Linked DNA regions of Mus musculus: region 2 is linked to region 1. The links are chromatin loops, found by intact Hi-C in ENCODE. Cell type or tissue: left cerebral cortex. All regions are shown on one strand. Links, peaks and the distances in the headings refer to the core of each region. The heading gives the core; the rest is flanking DNA. Region 1 overlaps Pkd1l1. Region 2 overlaps Pkd1l1.

The links. Peaks named below come from ENCODE experiments on the same cell type or tissue, not always from the same donor. Only the 100,000 strongest peaks of a DNase experiment are listed, where the experiment ranks them.
Region 2: a loop joins it to region 1, with 4 times the contacts of the local background. A loop is called at or near these places in 13 of 42 quality-filtered maps.

What each region holds. Positions count from the first base shown.
Region 1 is chr11:8,856,215-8,865,654 of GRCm38, reverse strand. It overlaps Pkd1l1, which reads left to right. Exons shown (of 52, transcript XM_017314870.1): 39 at 1-173; 40 at 1,734-1,852; 41 at 4,349-4,459; 42 at 8,499-8,619; 43 at 9,312-9,395. Among named protein-coding and RNA genes, the nearest start is that of Gm40814, 60 kb to the left of the region's middle. In left cerebral cortex, for the core only: CTCF peaks have their summits at 4,592 (motif pointing right) and 5,568 (motif pointing right); DNase peaks (open chromatin) are centred at 1,476, 4,600 and 5,581.
Region 2 is chr11:8,946,118-8,955,557 of GRCm38, reverse strand. It overlaps Pkd1l1, which reads left to right. Exons shown (of 52, transcript XM_017314870.1): 9 at 1,490-1,696; 10 at 5,028-5,209; 11 at 8,192-8,413. Among named protein-coding and RNA genes, the nearest start is that of Pkd1l1, 24 kb to the left of the region's middle. In left cerebral cortex, for the core only: no CTCF peak of the experiment used is centred there; a DNase peak (open chromatin) is centred at 5,279.

The DNA.
Region 1 (9,440 bases), core at 698-8,697:
GCTTGGCAGCACTTGTCTTTGCTTGGAAACGGAAACATGACAGCAAGTTTTTTACTGAGTCTTTACAAGATGCGACCAAGGGTCTGGATTTGGAATTGGAAGAACATTCCAGAACCCGTGTTCCTCTTTCTCCTATCTCCTATAGTCCTGACACTGCTGAGGAGGCTGAAAGGGTGAGCAGAACGGGGAGCGTTTGGATCTGCTGCTTCCACCATGAAGATGGGGATTCAGACCTTAGTTCAAATTTGGCTGTGCTTTTGGAGCCCCACTCTGTGTGTGTGTGTGTGTGTGTGTGTGTGTGTGTGTGTGTGTGAATTTCTTAAGCTTCTTTCCTTACATTTACCCCAATCCCAGTGAAATCAGAACCACAAGGAAATGAATACACTTGAAAATGTAGAGGTAATACCTGGAGAGATGGCTCAGCAGTTAAGGGAACTGATGGCTCTTCCAGAGGTCTGTGGTGTAATTCCCAAAACCTACATGGCAGCTCACAGCCATCTGTAACTTCAGTACCAGGAGAATCTGATACCCTCACACGAATATGCACATAGGCAAAATACCAATACACATTAAATAAATATATAAATAAATAGGAGTATTTATTTTATTTTACAATTTTTTAAAATTATAAAAAAAGAAAAAGAAACTCTAGAGGCTAATGAAAATTCTAATTTCTGACCACAGTTTCAGAACTTCTAAATCATTTGCTTTTCATAGGAAATGTACACCCTCTCTCTTCCCTTACTTCCACACGGACCTAGCAGTCTCCACATCCCAACCATAGGCCCACTGTTTCCTGCCTTCTTGACTCCATCCTTCACCACCAATTCTCTACACACCGGCAGGCTGCCTTCCTCCAAGGCTCTTTCTTGCTCTGGTAGCCCAGACAACTGGGTCCAACCCTGAGGCCACAGGGTAGTCCTAGCCTCAGAACCAAGAAGCCTTTGAGGAGCTCCATCCTCATCAGGATCAACTCTCCAACCCTGTGTCTGCCATCACCTTAAAGTCCTGATGCTCTACCTGCTGAGTCTCCCAGGCACTCGGCCATACTTGCAGTCCTCAGCACATAGGACATATCTGAACCACGACCACCAAGCTTCACTTCACAGCTTTTGCTCTGTATTTCTTAGAAGCCCAGCAGCTTTGTGAGGAAGGACTGAGGGGCCCAGGGGCTGCTCTCTGAACGTGCCTAGAATGGCTAAGCAGATGAGTGAGAAATGAATGGGTGACTATTTCCCATGGGTTTGCCTCTTAGCTACAGTTAGTCCTGCCCATGAACACACGTCGCTACAACATGGAAGCAATGGTGCTTTTATTACACAAGGCAAACAAAACAAAGATCATTCATGCTAAAACAAGCTGCTTTAAACTCAGTTTTCCAGTCTTTGAAGGTCTCTAACAGAAAGCAGTATGCAAATACCAAAGGCAATTGCCCCTGTGACTGGGCAGCAGTGAACGTGTCTCTCCTGTGTAGCTGTGCTTTCTAAAGGCCCAGATGAAGTCCTTGCCAAAAGAGCTGGCCTGGGACATGAGCAGAGTTTTCAAATGGGTCTACTTCATCTCGCATCGCCTCCCCAACAACACAGTGTGTGTTAACTACACAAAGTCCCTCTTTGTCCCCCTGAATGCAATGCAGAGAGCAATGATGACAGCTCTTGGATTGGCAGGGACACCAAAAGCCTCTCTTTCTCCAATGCTGACCCCAGTATGATGGTGCCCCCCTTCTGTCACAGGTCTTGGCTACCCGACAACGAGAACGCCACCTGCGCTGGGCTCAGACACCATCCAAGGCTAAGCTCAGAGTGACCGGGGAGAGACTGAGGAGAGAGAGCATCATGCAGGCAGCCCTGAGGTAGGTGAAGGCCAGAATACAATGGTCTTCCTCTGGCCCTGTCTTCTTTTTAGAGGGAATGATAAGAGATCCTGCACTTGGGAAAATCCTTTCCCATGTCTCAGCCCGTGCCAGAGGGTGAGGGACAGAGACACTGCATTTAAGGAAGGAAAGTGTTCTGGTTATATCCATGGCCCAGAGCTCTGACCTCAACTCCATCAGCCACACAGACTCACATACATCACACTGTGCCCAACACCAGACCCCGAATTGTGCTCCTCCAGCTGGCTACACAGGGCTATGAAAGTCCAAGAGCAACTGGTGTACCTCTCCATAGGCATTGAATGAGCCCAGGGACCAGTATTCTAAAATAAGTCAACAGTACAGTTTACACAGACATGTTCTGGAGATCAACTCAAAGTCCACTTCAAATATTTAGATAAAGCATCAAAGTTAGTAACTATGATACTGAGACAACCATCTCCAAACTTGACTTCAGTCAGGCTTCTTTGTCAGTGGTACCCATTCCCCTGCCCATCTGTGGTAGATACTGGAAGCAGTTCCTGGAGGAACCCTCTGCAAGGACCAGTCCATGCATGTCTCCCAGTTCCGAGTTCCAGGTTCTAGGCTTCCTGAATCCATCAAGAATCTAGAAGCTCCAGATGTTTTTCCCACAGTGATGTCATTAAAGTATGCAGTGTCCCCTCCAGTTTATTGTCTCTCTTAAAAACCCTTCCTCATCCCCCACACGTACTCAGCTCTCTTATGTAAAGAACAGGTCCTGAGACAGGTTCTTCTCCAAAGAAGAGAACCATGGCATTATTCCAATGTCAAATGTAAAGTGAGTGAAAAAGGAATTCTGAAAAGATAAAACACTGACAAAGACTTTTACATTTGTTCAGGCTGCCCATAAAAACAAGGAACCAAACCCACCAAAAACATGAATGGCAGACCTAAGTCACACACACACACACACACACACACACACACACCTTGAAGTCACATGGGTACACTAAGCACTGTGTAGCCAGTGCCCTGCAGTACCCACTTGCCCTGCTCAAGACCAGGACATGAGGGGACTGTAGATGTCTAGGTGTCTGAGAACAGGGTGGATCTGGAGCTACTGAGAGGGGTCACACCAGGGACTGCGCTGCCACGCAACCCCAGTTCACAGGCCTGTGTAACGTCTGGAACACTGGGTAGCTGATGTCCACAGAGCTTGCCGAGCTGAGCAAATCAACCTTGAGAAACCCAGCTCCTGGGCCAAATCCTCATGCTAAGAGTGCCACAAGCAGTGTCCACACCAAGGTGGACAACCAAAAACACAGCTAGAGACAACAGGCTCAGAATGGGACAAAGCTAACTCTTTATGTAGATGTCATTAGTAAAAGTCTGGGAAGGTCCCACAAAAGAAAGAAAGAAAAACAAACAAATAAAGAGGCAGTGAGAGAATTTAGAAAAGTAGCTAATGGTAACCTTAAGCACCAAGAGCCCTTATCCTTCGTAAATCAAGTAAGATGCAACACTCCACTCGAGCACAGCGAAAGACTCAGCTGCTGTGGTGTAAGCTCAATGGGAAATGCATAAAACAGTCAGGAGAGTTAAGAAACAATCCTCAAAGGTTGAAATGTAGCCTGAAAGCAGTGGGAACGCACCAGTGCCTACATCAGTGTATAGCAGGTGTCTGTCATTCTTCAGATTAATGACCCACTGTGGGATAGGACACACAAGCAATTACATGGTTGTCTAGTTTTGTCATTGCTGCTGTCCTCAAAGAGAATTGTTTACAGTCTGAGAAAGATAACATGGATTCTAGCTCAGAAATACCAAAATCCAGGACTCTTCAATGTGGAGAGTAAATCACAGATGAATGAAATAGACACCTAAATCAATGGAACAGAAGGGAGAGACCAGAAGCAGCCAATAAATAGGCCCAAGCAGTTTTATTGGCAAAAACGTTAAGACAATTCGATGTACAAGTGAATAGGCTTTTCAAAATGGGGTGGGAAAGCTGGAGGTTGATAACATAAAAGAGCAAAACCAACACAGAGGTGTTGAAATCCCATCCCAAGCTAAGAAACTATTGGCGATTGATAGGTGGTGGGAGAGAGACAGTTTTCCTTAAGGGTATGCCCAGAGTAGGTTGACCAAGCTCTAGTGGAAGGCCACATATTGCAGAGCATAAGGGCAGCACGAATTATACTTGAATGGTTAAAAAGAAAACAATAAAGACACAAACTTGAATGAGTAGGGCAAGTGGGTGGGTCTAGAAGGAGCTGGGTGAGGAGGTGAATGTGATCAAAGTACTTTTGTGCAGTTTTCAAAGAACTAATAAAAACTAAGAAAGAGTCTTTTGAAAGTACAAAGAATAAACACAGCATTTAACCCATCTCGTGCCTTTCTACAAATACATCCGAACCGGGACATAGATGCCCGGCTCCCTAAAATACTTTCCATGAGGGAAATGTGAACACACGGGATCTCTAAGGATGCTAATTCTTTAATCTCTCTTCGCAGAGACATGACCACACACAGCATCATGCTACTGCTGCTTTTGTTTATAGCATATGGGAGATTCTGCCCAGGTGAAATTTCTCTCAATCATGCCATCAGGAAAGCATTTACAAGGTAGGAGGATTGGGGGGCTCTTGCAGATCTGGGGAGTGTTGCACTAATTCATGGTCATTACACCCATGTTCAAAGACTTCAGGCTCTGGGTTCCAGAATCAGTTTCCTTCACTGTGTTCCAGAAGGGGGCGCCCTACAGACGATCTACCCACACCTCCTGTCAATTTCACCTATCCAAGACTGTGCCCAGAGAAAGGTCTTCATCAAAGCCTGTGTCTGAAGTCTGTGAAAGGCTGTCTAATTACCCATGTTAACGGAGGGCTCCATTTGCAGACTTTGGCAGGTGCTTGGCATCTCATTTGGGGTCAAAAGTGAAAGAAGTTCTAGGCCTGAGAAAGTCATATCATCTATTTTGCAGAAAAATATCAGTGTTCTTTAACCAAAGGCTACAGTCACAATTCATGATTCCTGATACCCAATTTCAAACTGTGCTTCTCTGCCAAGCATTCAAGTGTTCATTGTTTTTATTTCCTACTTTTAATTGCAGCAGGATTTGCATTATAAAGAAACACTGACCAAGGGAGCAGTTTAAGGCAAAGGCCCACTCCCATTCATCTGACACATGGGTACCTTTTTGGGGTCCTGACACCTCTGAGATTCGGATGCCCAATGAAACGAGTGGATACATTTAGAACATTCCTTAGTCAGTGAAAGTTACCAACTGGGCAGTTTCTTCAAGGCAGTGTGACTCTGGCGATATGGATTATCATTGCTTACTTTCTACTGACAGAACAACTCTACACACTCCAGGGTTTCCTTTCTCTTCTGTAAGGAATATTTTAATACTCATTTCTGTAGCATTTTTATGAATGTGTTGCCTTTGAACAATTCATCTCACCTTTTTGCTTTAGGGACATATTTTTAGATTCTGTAAGGCAGAGGAACACAGGCACCCTGCTAGATGGTGACTCCCAGATGTCATTCCCTTTATTCTTATTACTTTTTAGCAAGGTACTGCCTGGAAGCCCCAGTACTTGAACTTGCCATGACTCAATAATCCCAGGACTGCTAAAGCTCTAGGGAAGCTACATGGTAGTTTCTGAGTCCCATTTTCCAACGCCACAGTTAGCTTCTACTTGGACAACTTAGTTCTTCTGTATGAACAGGTGCGTAGATTATGCCAGGAGGGGGCGCTGTGAGCAAAACAAAGAGACCATGTGGGGCCTTTTTTAGACATGGAAATCAAAACACAAAAACCACTGATTTGGCTAGTTTATTTTTATCTCACATTTCACGAATTCCTTTTTCTTTGACATTTCTCATATGCCTCTCGATTGTCAAATATTCCAGCTGAGATAACATCTGTAAAATTCCTGTACTCTTGGACCTGGTACACTCAGGTAACCCTCCCAAATGTTGACCCAGGTGGGCTTAGAGCCTCATGTTTCCCACAAGGATAGAGACCTCACTGCCATATTTATATGTCATAGTTCAAAATGGAATGTTTAAAGTGGACCCTCTCTGCCTCACCCATCCCCCCAGTCCTAATCCTTAAAATCAACAAGTCCCTAGGGGCTGTTATTTGTAGCATTCTGGGGGCAGGGCAAGCCTAGGAAAAGTGAATCCGATGGAATCCAAGGGGTGCTCTCTTGGCTCCCTGTGGCTGGCAGCCCTTTGCTCCTGGCTGCTGCAGCATCCTCTATAAAGTTAGGATAAGTAAGATTCTAGATTTCTGTCTTCAAAAAAATTACTCTAATATCAGATTGTGTCACATTTAATTTGTGTTTGAAGTACTTCTGAACTCAAAGTCTTCATGAAATCTCAAGTCAACAAAACTTAACTGAGCCACAAGTGAGGTGAGGCAAAATCCTTGCTCCATCCCAGTGGTCTTCTCGCTGGACTGGAGCTGTGGGCCCATTTGATATAATTGCTGTAATTAGTGCACACAGGACCAGGCTATGGTTGGATCCTTTGGTTCACCTCTTGCTCTCCAGTGTGCCATGAAGGAGCACGATGGTTCCTTTGTGTGGGGATGTGTGAGCTCTGGGTAGCAGCAGGTGTTTCTTGACAGCTTCATTAATGTGGTCCCAACGGGGAGCAAGTATGGCAAGTGATAACATTTCTCTAAATTCTGCAAGCTTGGGCCAAGGGTGCAGTTCACTGGCAGATCACATGCTTAATGTGGGCAAAGACACCTTGGGTTGATGCCCCAGTACCTCAAAATCTACTGTGGGTGTGGGGGTGTGTTTGTGTGTGTGTATGTGTGGAGAGATGGTTCAGTGGTGAAGGATACTGGCTGCTCCTCCAGAGAACTCTGCTTCTGTTTCTTACACCCATAGAGCTGCTCATAACAATTTGTAACTGTAGTCCGAGGGGATCCAATGCCCTCTTCTGCCCTCTGAAGGTACCAGGCACACACATGATACACAGAAGTGCATAAAAAGAAAACACCCATACACATAAAAAATAAATAAATTTTTAAAAGCAATTTTAAGTGTTATGGGAACTCAGTATAGACATTAAACATATGCTAGCTTGTTTTTTCAAACAGATATGGGCCTTACCTAGCGGCAGGTGTGCAGTAAGCTTGTCTGCCGATGTTCCTCCCTGCCTCCCTCCCTCTGTGTCTTTGGACAGTGCTTTCTCCCTGGGGCTGTGAATATTTTCAGGGTTTTACCAGCTGTATTTGTGCCTCTCACGCTGACTCTGCCTCCTTTCCAAGAAATGCTGTTTCTCCATCAGAGCCTCTAGATGTCCCCTGCAGCTCTCCCACTTGCTTAGGATTTGACAAGATTGGCCAAGTTTTCAGAAAAGTATGGAATTAAGAATGAGCAGTCAGTAGATTAAGCTCCATAACAATAACAACGACAACACACATAAGTGGATGGGTAGGAGACAAACTCTACTCAAGGAAAGGGACCTGGGGCTGGAGAAGCTCTGTGGTTAAGCGTGCACAGTGCTCTTCTAGAGGACCCAAGTTCAGTTCCCAGCACCCATGCCCAGCAGCTCATAACTAACTGCCTGCAACCCCAGCTCTAGAAGGGCCAGTTCTCTCTTTTGGTGTTTGCAGTTACCTGCATACATATCACACACACACACACACACACACACACACACACACACACACACACACACATAGAAATCTAGAAGAAAAGGAGGAGGGAGGGAGGGAGGGAGGGAGGGAGGGAGGGAGGGAGGGAGGGAGGGAGGGAGGAAGAAGGAACTAAAATAAGTCAGCTTGATAGCTCCTGGGCTATTGCTTACACAGGTTAAGGAGGGAGATGATGGATGTGTGTACGTTCAGTGTATATAAATTGCTGATCAGAGTATTTGTTTCCCCATTAACATATTTTGAAGGCTTTTCCTTGCCCTTGGTTCCTTTTGGATTAGACTGTCTATCTACCTTTCTTACATGGTTGTAAGTTATTACAGCCCTTAAGGAGTCCCTGCCCCACACCTGGGCAGAGACTATCTGGCACGAAGCATCCTCTTGCCAGCTTCTGAGGTTGTATCCCTGAACATGAAGTCAAGAGATGCCTGTCCCAGGCTTTCTGGCTGCTGTGCACTGGCTCAAGTGACCTAATGCTCAGCTAACCAAAAGTGCTCAGAACATTCCATCCACTCTCACTTGGTGACCTAAGGCAAAGCCTACCTTGTAATCAAGTGTTGAACATCTCCTAGAATTGGATACTGAGCTACAAGTGAAAAGCTCAAGTGTTGGCGGGTGTAATTTTGACCACGGTAGAGTTAAAAGATCATCAGTTGTAACTGTTATTGTAGGCTGCATATTCAGCTATATACAGTTTCTTTGTTTCCCCACAGGACAGGGATCTGGTCTTGTTTCCCAGTGTCTACAAGAATGCCTGGTACTTAGTACTTGCCCAGTAATGTTTGTTGAGTGAATGAATGAACATTGCTTCCCACCGTTTCTCTTGCCTGTTGCTGAGGAGCAAAGTGAATTCTGGGGTTGTACCTCATCTTACAGATCCTTTGGCCTAATTCCCACAGACGTGGAGGTGGAAAAAATGGCAACTTTTCCCTTGCTTGGAATTGTTCTTAAGAATTCATATATACTTTTTTGTTTTGTTCTTGAATTAAGAAAGGCCAATCACTCCTTGGGGGACCTCAGCAGCACAGAAGACTGGTGGGACTGGACGCTGAGCACACTGCTAGATGAGCTGTACCCAGAAAGAACATCTGCTAGAGCCTGGGGGGCTCAGGTAAGTTCCTTTCCTATCTGTCGGACACTATATGGCAGTGGGGAGAAGCCACAGTGCAGTGTAGGGGCTTCTCCATGGCGCCAGTGCCATGGCAGGCAAAGAACCCTGTCACTCTTCTTGCCTGGAATCCATGTTAAGCCAGTCACATCCTCCTGTCAATGCTGGCCAGTCCGAGCAGGGCCTAGACACTTACAGGGGTTCAGGGTGAGACTGAGGAAGAAGCTAGCTCGCTTCTTGCCTGACAGAAGCTCAGGAGTTCCCAGAGCAGAAGAGGAGCCAACAGCTAAGGCAACATCGTTAGGGAAGCTTCCAGAAAAAGGCAAGGTTGATCCAAAGTTTGTATTATCTAATCCCTTATTCAGCTTTCACTTTCTTTCCTCTTTTGAAAAATATACAATCTTTGTCTTCTATTCCTGAAACACTTTGTCCCAGTTTGTCTCCTTTTGTTGTATTCAATGAGTTGTGGAGGCACCTGGGTCATTCATATGAGGTGAACTTCATGGGGAGGCGTCTGAATGATTTCCTTCTCCAAAGAGGAGGCTGGGGAGGGAGTGCTGGTTGCATCCTCAGTGATAAAAGGGGGATGGACCTCTGATTCCACGGATGCAGGGACCTGTGCATCCTCAGCCTTGTCAGTCATGCTTTGCAGGGGCCAATTGAAGTTCATAGCTGTCACACGTTGCCTCTTTCAGCCTGGAGCTCTTGGAGGGCAATGCCACCTAATAGGCCCCCCGGTGGTCAAACTGCTGAAGATTTCTGCTGGCACTGCATGCACGGTATGCACCCTGGGAGACTCAGTGACGGCCCAGCAGATCAGTTAA
Region 2 (9,440 bases), core at 1,067-9,066, 90 kb before region 1:
TATACATATATACATATGTGTGTATATACATATGCATATATATACATATGTGTGTATATATACATATATACATGTGTGTATACATATATACACATGTGTGTATACATATATACACATGTGTATGTATATACATATATACACATGTGTATGTGTATACACATATATGTATATATATGTGTGTGTGTATATATGTGTATATATGTGTGTATATATATGTGTGTATATATATGTGTATATATATATATATGTATGTATATATATATATGTGTGTGTGTGTGTGTGTGTGTATGTATATACTGTTTACTTTTGCATGTAAACTAAATGTACTGGTTACTGGTGCTATCTAAAGTCCAGCCCCAAGTCTCAACCAGCAGTTATACAAATAATGGCCAGAGATTTACACTCCCTTTTTTTTATTACATATTTTCTTTATTTACATTTCAAATGTTATTCCCTTTCCTGGTTTCCCCTCCAAAAATCCTCTCCCCCTTCCCCCTGTACCCCAACCTACCCATTCCTGCTTCCTGGCCCTGGCATTCCCCTATACTAGGGCATAGAGCCTTCACAAGGGCCTCTTCTCCCATTGATAATCAACTAGGCCATCCTCTGCTACATATGCAGCTAGAGCCATAAGTCCCACCATGTGTTTTCTTTGGTTGGTGGTTTAGTCCCTGGGAACTCTGGGGGTACTGGTTAGTTCATATTGTTGTTCCTCCTATGGGTTGCAAACCCCTTCAGCTCCTTCGGTACTTTCTTTAGCTCCTTCACTGGGGACCCTGTGCTCTGTCCAATGGATGGCTGTGAACATCCACTTCTGTATTTGTCAGGCACTGGCAGAACCTCTCAGGAGACAGCTATATCAGGCTCCTGTCAGCAAGCTCTTGTTGGTATCCACAACAGTGTCTGGGTTTGGTGACTGTATATGGGATGGATCCCTAGGTGGGGCAGTCTCTGAATGGTCATTCATTCAGTCTGTGCTCGACACTTTGTCTCTGTATTCCATGGGTATTTTGTTCCCCCTTCTAAGAAGGATCAAAGTATCCACATTTTGGTCTTCCTTCATGTGGTTTTCAAATTGTATCTTGGGTATTCCGAGCTTCTGGGCTAATACCCACTTATCAGTGAGTGCATATCATGTGTGTTCTTTTGTGATTGGGTTACCTCACTCAGGTTGATATCCTCCAGATCCATCCATTTACCTAAGAATGTCATAAATTCATTGTTTTTAATAGCTGAGTACTCCACTGTGTAAATGTACCACATTTTCTGTATCCATTCCTCTGTTGAGGGACATCTGAGTTCTTTCTAACTCCTGGCCTTTATAAATAAGGCTGCTATACACATAGTGGAGCATGTGTCCTTATTACATGTTGGAGCATCTTCTGGGTATTTACTGGGGTAAATGATGGCCAGCCATTTACACTTCTAACCGCTTGCTGTACCATCAGGGTTGGCATTCAGTGACATGACCCGTCTTGTCAATTCCCAGATATGGAGGTCTCAGCCCCTGAGACTAGGAGTGACATTTGAAGCTGCCATCCTCTGTAACATTTCCCAAGGGCTTTCCTACACCTGGAGCTTTGTGAGTGCTGAGATGACCACTGTTACCCTCCCTACTGCTGTCAACACCCGCAGACAGACCATCATGCTCCCAAGCTACACACTGGAATGTGGGAACTACACCGCCATCGCCAAGGTCAGCTCACACACTGTTCCACGAGCCCTGACAAGCCAACCAATCCTCTCCACAAGCTCTAGAGAAAACCTCTTTTAGCCAATGCAAGGGAATTGCTGCTGCTGCTGTTATTGTTGTTATTGTTTAAGGTATGGGTAGAATTTTTAAAAAAATCTTTCATTTAGCTGGAAAAGTAGCTCACTGAGGAAGAGCATTCATCGCACAAGGGTGACAATGTATACAATGTGTATGTGTAACCCTAGTACTTGCGGGGAGAGGTAGAGACAGGGGAATGAATCACTACGTAGGCTGGTGCACATGTGTGCACATGTGCAAACACACACACATACATACACACACACACACACACACACACACACAATCTTTTAATTTTCCAGAGAATATATGTTCTAATTTTGTTCAAGTAATCAACAAAAAACTATTTCTGTCTTTTTTAAAAATATTTATTTATTTATTTATTATATATAATTACACTGTAGCTGTCTTCAGACACTCCAGAAGAGGGCATCAGATTTCGTTACGGATGGTTATGAGCCACCATGTGGTTGCTGGGATTTGAACTCAGGACCTTTGGAAGAGCAGTCGGTGCTCTTAACCGCTGAGCCATCTCACCAGCCCTATTTCTGTCTTTTTAAAGACTGTGCGCCTACTTTGAACTAACCCTGTGCTGGTAGAGGAATAGAAGAAGAGTATTGATGCTGCATTTAGGGAAGAAAAGGGAGGATGTCCACCAGAGGCCATGAGAGACGGACCCACTGTGACCCTCAGCCAGTACTGTGCTTGGGGCTGGAAAAATGTTCTAGATCACGTGGGAAAAGGGAAGTCACTGCGTTGAGTGACTTCATGAAGGAGGGTCCTGAACAGTTTGCTCACATGTGTAGAAACTGTGGCTGCAGGTTAGCCGTGTGTAGTGACTGGAACCAGGAAGATGGCCCTGGGTCAGACTGTAGTGAAGTCAGAAGACCAGGATGAGGAAACGGTCCTTAGGACCCAAACCTCTACAGGGGAGTGGGTGTTCTCACTATGTGGGGTAACTGGTTCCACCGAGGTTTAGTCCTAGCCCAGGCTGCAGGAAGCCCATCAGAAGGGTCCCAAATACCCAAACTGTCCCTCAAAGAAATGAGGCTACCGGGCCCTGGTGGGGAACATGAACAGAGGCTGTTCACTGTTCTCTGCTGGTCTCAGTAAGAACCAGACACTTGTCCATGGAGGACAGAAGGCTGTGGGGTGTGCTTTGAGGGCCACTGTCTTAGTCACAGGTAGGAAAATCCTATTTCTAAGATGTTTCTCTTTGGAAAGATTGACTGAAAAGTAGCAGATTTTATTTTCATGGGAGCAGAGTCCTAGGGTAGTAGCATTAGGTCACCCTGATCCTGTCATAGTCTAGAGCAGTGGTTCTCAACCTGTGATTGCAACTCCTTTGTTGGGGGGGGGGGGTGTGTCAAACTACCCTTTTACAGAGGTTGCCTAAGACCATCAGAAAACACACATTTACATTATGATTCAGTAGCAGAACGGCCGTTATGAAGTAGCAACAAAAGTAATTTTACTGTTCGGAGTCACCACAACATGAGGTGCTTAAGGATTGCAGTATTAGGAAGGTTGAGAGCCACTGGTCTAGGGGACACTCCCGGGTCACGGTGGAAACTGGCTTTTATCAGCCAGCCCTCATGTCTTGGTGCCCTGGTGGAAGCATGAGAAGGTGGAGAGTGTCCCTCGATGGGCCTGTTCGTCCTCCCAGACAAGCCTCATGCTGATGCTAACTTGGCTTTGCAGATGGCTGAATATTGATGTCACTTTTAGATGTCACTGTTAGGTTAGACTCTTCATTACTAGCAGGTCAAAAGGAAAGGAGTTGACAGTGAATCTGAGAGCTTCCCCCTCTTTACCCTTCAGGAAACTCTGGGTCTAGGATTATAGCCAAAGGGATGGGGTGAAATCCTGAAAGGATAAGCCCAGTCCTGCATAAACTGGCTGGAAGGTCGGTGGTCACAGCTAGGGCCACATATCTATCCTGTATCACTGTCTTTTGGCACATTTGCTCATTAGCTGTATCTAACTCTTCTAGCATGGACCCTGCCTGTGTCTAGGCTTTGGGGACCTCTGATGAAGTGGTTTTTTCTGACCCCTCTCATTGGCATGTTACATTTGAGAATTAGACCTCAGATTCCTGCCCCTTCCTTGGCAGCTCCACACTGAGCTGCCATCCTCCGCAGACATGGCACCTGCTCAGAGCTTGCTTGCAGCTTCAGGGTGCAGCAGGCACTGGGTAGGGGGCCCACCTAGAGAAGTTCTGACTACACATTAATTACATTTCTCATTGTGAAAGAGTACATGACCAAAGCAACTTGAGGGCTGGCTGGGCTCTTAAAGTTCATCTCAGTGGGGAGGCATGTGACGGGAGTGTGAAGTGACTGGTCACACTGCATCCTTACCTGGGAAACAGAGTGTAAAGCTCACCTTGCCTTCTCCTTTATGTCTATCTAGGAACCCAGTCTATGCCCCACCCACATTTCTCAAAGACCATTATGTGTTTTATCCCCTCCTCTGCTCCCCACACCCACTGACTCCTTAACTGTGCAGAAGGGGGACCTCTTGGCCCCATTGTCAACCCCTTTCTTTCCTATTAGATGTAACAGGGTAAAAAGAGCCAACAAATGTCAAGACCATGGAGAAACACAGTTTCCAGTGGAGGTTTGGAAACTGTCAGCCATGTGTATACAGGGAGCATGGGTATTTAAATACCTTGTCTTACTTTGCTTTCTATTGCCGTGATAAACACCGTGATGAAAGTCAATGTGGGGAGGGAAGGGTTTATTTGACTTACATATTTGAGTCACAGTCCACTGAAGGACACTAAGACAGGAACCCGACACATAAACCTGGGGCAGCAACTGAAGCAGAGACCGTGGAGAAATGCTGTTTACTAGCTTGCTCTTCCCGCTTCACCCAGTCTGTTTTCTTGTATAACCCAGGCCTAGGGATGGTACTGCCCACAGTGGGCTAGGCCCTTCCACATCAATCACCAACCAAGAAAATGCTCCACAGGGATGCCTACAGCAAAGTCTGATAAGGGCATTTTCTCAGGTGAGATTTTCTCTTCTCCAACTTGTATCAACCTGACAAAATCCAGACCAACACACACCTAGATAACTGTACATTTAGGTAGGCTTACATATTAATAGATCCATGCTGTTCCCTCCAGTCACATCCTCAGATGACTGCTGTAAGTGAGCATTGTGGAGCTGAGGGCCTGTGTCACATGTGTAGATCCAGGAAGCATCTGCTTGGTCTCATGTGATCCCCCCCCCCCTTGTCTCTGCTCTCTCAGGTTCAGATCAAGGGAAGCATGGTGTATAGCAACTACTGTGTTGGTGTAGAAGTTCGAGCTAGGGCGCCTGTCAGCGTCATCTCTGAAGGCACACACATCTTCATCTCCACGGCCACCTCAACCTTCATCATCCTCAGAGGGGCCCAGTCCTATGACCCTGACAACCCAGGGGCTGCTCTCAGGTGAGAATACAGAACTGTGAGACTCTCCGGCTCCTACTTTTTCAAGCCCTGGCTCAGGAATACTAGGAGAGTTAGTCTGGGAATTCTGCCAAAGTAGGTTGAGACATTTCTGTGTACCCGCTTTCTTTAGTTGAACTGCTCTATTCATTATCCAAGTGTAAGCCAATATAGGAAAGGAGAGTAAAATGTGAGTAGTTTTTTTTAAGGTGCTGCTTAAAACTGTGATTTTGGAATGTGCAATGTAAATGCCACCCTTTCATTAGGACTCCGTAGTCAGATGCCAGTGGGGGGGGGGGGGGGAGGCAGAGAGCTGCCTGTTAGTAAGGCTCAGCTCTGCGGTCACAGACTCTGGCCCAGACAGCCCAGCCTGACAGGCCTTTTCCAGCCTTCCACCGGGATCCTCTACCTCCCAGCATGCAGCCTCATGCAGCCTCCACTCATGCAGGCTCATGCAGGCTCATGCAGCCCTCCCCATAACCCCAGACCCCTGTTGTACACCACTCAGTCTGTGCTGTCTGTCACTAACACCTTTGTGCCACTGTCCTGTGCCTGAAGTCACCAAGCCACAAATTCCACCTCTTCCCAATGGCCTTCTCCACCTCTATCCATGAAACAAGTATTTTCGTTATTAAAAATCAATTTTTATACAATATATTCTGATCACAGTTCCCCCTCCCTCATACTATCCAATCCTCTCCACTTCCCCACTCACCCAACTCCATGCCTTCTCAGTCTCACTCTCTCTAGAAGACAAGCAGGCAATTAAACTACAATAATGAAGAGAGAGAGAAAAGCCTAAGAAACACGCACACACGCCAAGACACACACATAAATAAAATCTGTAAGAACACAAAGTCAGTAATCATAATATATATAAGCAAACATCCAGTTAGGTTTTTTTAAAAAATGTCCAAACAAAGCAATATAAGACAAGAAACCCACCCTTGTAATGCCATGCAACCAATTTTGTGTTGCCCACCTACAGCTGCCATTAGGTATGGTGTGTATACACAGTGAGGGTCTGTTGGACAAAATGCAATTCTCCTTTTTTGGGTATTTTTCAGCTGAGCATTTCTCAATTGGAGATAGCTCCTGATTAGGGCTGGTGGCTCATGTCCTCTTCCCTCTCTTGGTGCTGGGACCCCGAGGAAACAATTCTTCCAGTCACTCAGGCCAAAACTTTCCTCAGTGTTTTGATATCTCTTTCTCTCACACTTCATGCCTGTCAGGAAACCTCATTACGTCTCCCCTAGACACAACTCCCTCATACTTCCCCTGCATTGCATGGATGGAGCCACCAGGGCCTCAGCTTATGTCCACCCTCAACCACAGCCAGTCCTCCAAGACAGGATGGAGTCTTTTAAGACAAAGCCAGAGCCCTTACTTCCCTGCTCTGACCGTCTGCACACCATTCAGCTCAGAGGGAAAGCCACTGTCCTTAGCTGTGTGTTGTTCTCTACTCCCATTCCTCACTCATATGGCTGCTGTGCACTGTCCTCAGCGTTGAGTCTAAGTTCAGGGCTCTCATTGAATATACCCCTGTGCCTGCCACATGGCCCCATTCATAAACCAGCTCCTTTGTCATTGTGACCCTTCATGTCTACCACACCCAAATGTGGGATTTGATGCTTCATTAGTGCAGTGGAGGGGAGAGGTACCCTTTCCCTGGTTCTACCTATGTGTATGCTGTAGACAGCTCTCAGCTCTCAGTCCTTCACACACACACACACACACACACCACACCACACACACACACACACACACACACACCACACCACACACACACACACACACACACACCACACACACACACACACACACCACACCACACACACACACACACACACACACACACACACACACACACACACCACACCACACACACACACACACACACACACACACCACACACACACACACACACACACACACACACACACACACACCACACACACACACACACACACACACACACACACACACACAGCCTGACAGGCTAAGTCTGTATCTGTGTCACCTTCACACTGTCAACTACCAGGACACATCACAGCACCTAAAAATGAGAGCTCTGTGTCTGGGCAGTAAGGAATCTTCCGGGTGAGCAGTGGACAGCTTCTCTGCACAGCTTGTGAGTCACACTGAACACCGAGTTCTCTTGTGCCCTAGGGATGCTGCTCCCCAGTAGAGGCTCTCAGGTGGCTGCAGTGCTGCCTCATGCAGCTTCATGAACAGAAGTTACCAGAATGCAGTGCCTGCAGGCTAGACAGGGAATTGGGCTTTTAAGGTTCAGGTTTAAGCGACACTTATGGAAGCAAGTTGCCCTGATGAGGGAGGCTGACCCAGCTTCCATACTGTTTCCTGCCTGTCACACGCCTGTTTAAGCATGTCTGCCCAAGGCTGGGATGATGCTGTCTCCGCAGTCCTCCCTGATGGTGCAACTACCTTATCTTGTGGCTCATGCAATTATTATCTTACAGAAAGATGGCAAGATGGAAGGAGAATCATCTCAAGTCTCCTGCTGGCCCCATTTTTTACCAGCTCTGAGTGAAACAGGGCAAACTCCCCCCTACCTCCGACAAGGCCTCTGCCAATGTGCTTTCTTCCTAAAATTGGGATAGTGTGACATTCCTGTCTCACCATGTGAAGTTGTCTCAGAGACAAGATGTAGCATTGGCAGAGTGATTGCAAAGGAGCCTTCTACAAATTGTGAGGCCGTGTTACTTATAAGCAGGGGAGGGGGCGCCATACATAAGGAGAGGAAGGAGTAACAAAAGAAACTCCAAGGCCAGGGTACATGACACAAATCAGAAGGAAGCAAGATCCTATGTGGAGGACAGTGGTCTCTGTGCCAGTGAGTGGGAAGACAGGCCCAGCTCCTGCACCACTGATATCAAAGGGTGAGAGGTATGGTCTCTTCCAAATCACATGTGCCTTTAACACTCAGTGATGGTAACCACGCCCCTCCAATGGCTTCCCCAATAGGTATCACTGGACTTGCACAGCGGCCAGCTCACCAAGGTGGCCCTGCTTTGATAACTCTACTTCATACCAAGTGGACACGCAAGCTCCTGCCATTTCCTTCCCAGCAAAATGGCTCAGTGAATGCTGTGACCAGTTCCTTGTGACACTGACGGTCTCTAGCAGGGGACAGAACTCATCACAGGCCTTGATGTTCCTGTCTACCCGTCCTGACTTGGCCTTCAGGTACCCTTGCCCTAGTCAGAGCAGATGAGCACCCTGGCTAATGGTGGCAGCTTGAAAGGAATCTGTGTTCATGGAGCGGTATGAAATTAGGCCATGTGGGAACCACACCAGTAAGGGAGAAGTGCTTGCCAGGGAGGGGATGGTGATCTGGATAGTTCTGTGTCTCCTGGAGAAGAAGGAGTGACAAAAGAAACTCCAAGGCCAGGGTACATGACACAAATCAGAAGGAAGCAAGATCCTATGTGGAGTACAGTGGTCTCTGTGCCAGTGAGTGGGAAGACAGGCCCAGCTCTTGCACCACTAATATCAAAGGGTGAGAGGTATGTATGGTCTCTTCCAAATCACATGTGCCTTTAACACTCAGTGATGGTTAACACACAGCAGCAATTCTGAAGAATGTTGCCATGATGCCAGTGGGTCCCTCCTGTCATGCACCCATCCCCAAGATGGAAGACCAATGATTGGGGCTGACGTCAGAAGGCAGCAAAGCCATCTAATTTCCAGACTTGGGAGACTTCTGGGGATTACAAGACTGGAGGATATGCAAGTGTGGGACCGTGGAGGATTACAGAGAATCAAACCCATCAGCTTGTCATCACCAAGGCTACCAGAGTACTCATATTATAGCTCCATGGACCAAATGTAGGACTTGAGCTCAGCTGCCAGGATGGGCAAGGACACAGAAGGTTCTGGATTCCCCCTTCAAAGGGCTAGGTTATAAATGACTGAGCAGGGGGCGAATTCTAGGGGAAGCAAGTTTGTATTTGGCACAATAGTTTACACTCTCCTAAGAATGACATAACTGGACATTTATGATCAGTTTATTTCTGGGGTTTTCCATTTAATATTTCAGACCTTGGTTGACTGCAAGTAACTGAAACGTTAGACATCAGCTACAGTACCCATATCCACAGACAAATTCACACACACGCGGGTGATAGGATGTGTGGTTCCTTTTCAGAAAGCTGCAGACCTGCCCTACCATGGCCCTTCTTGCCTCCTGCATGTGGTGTTACATGGTGAAGCC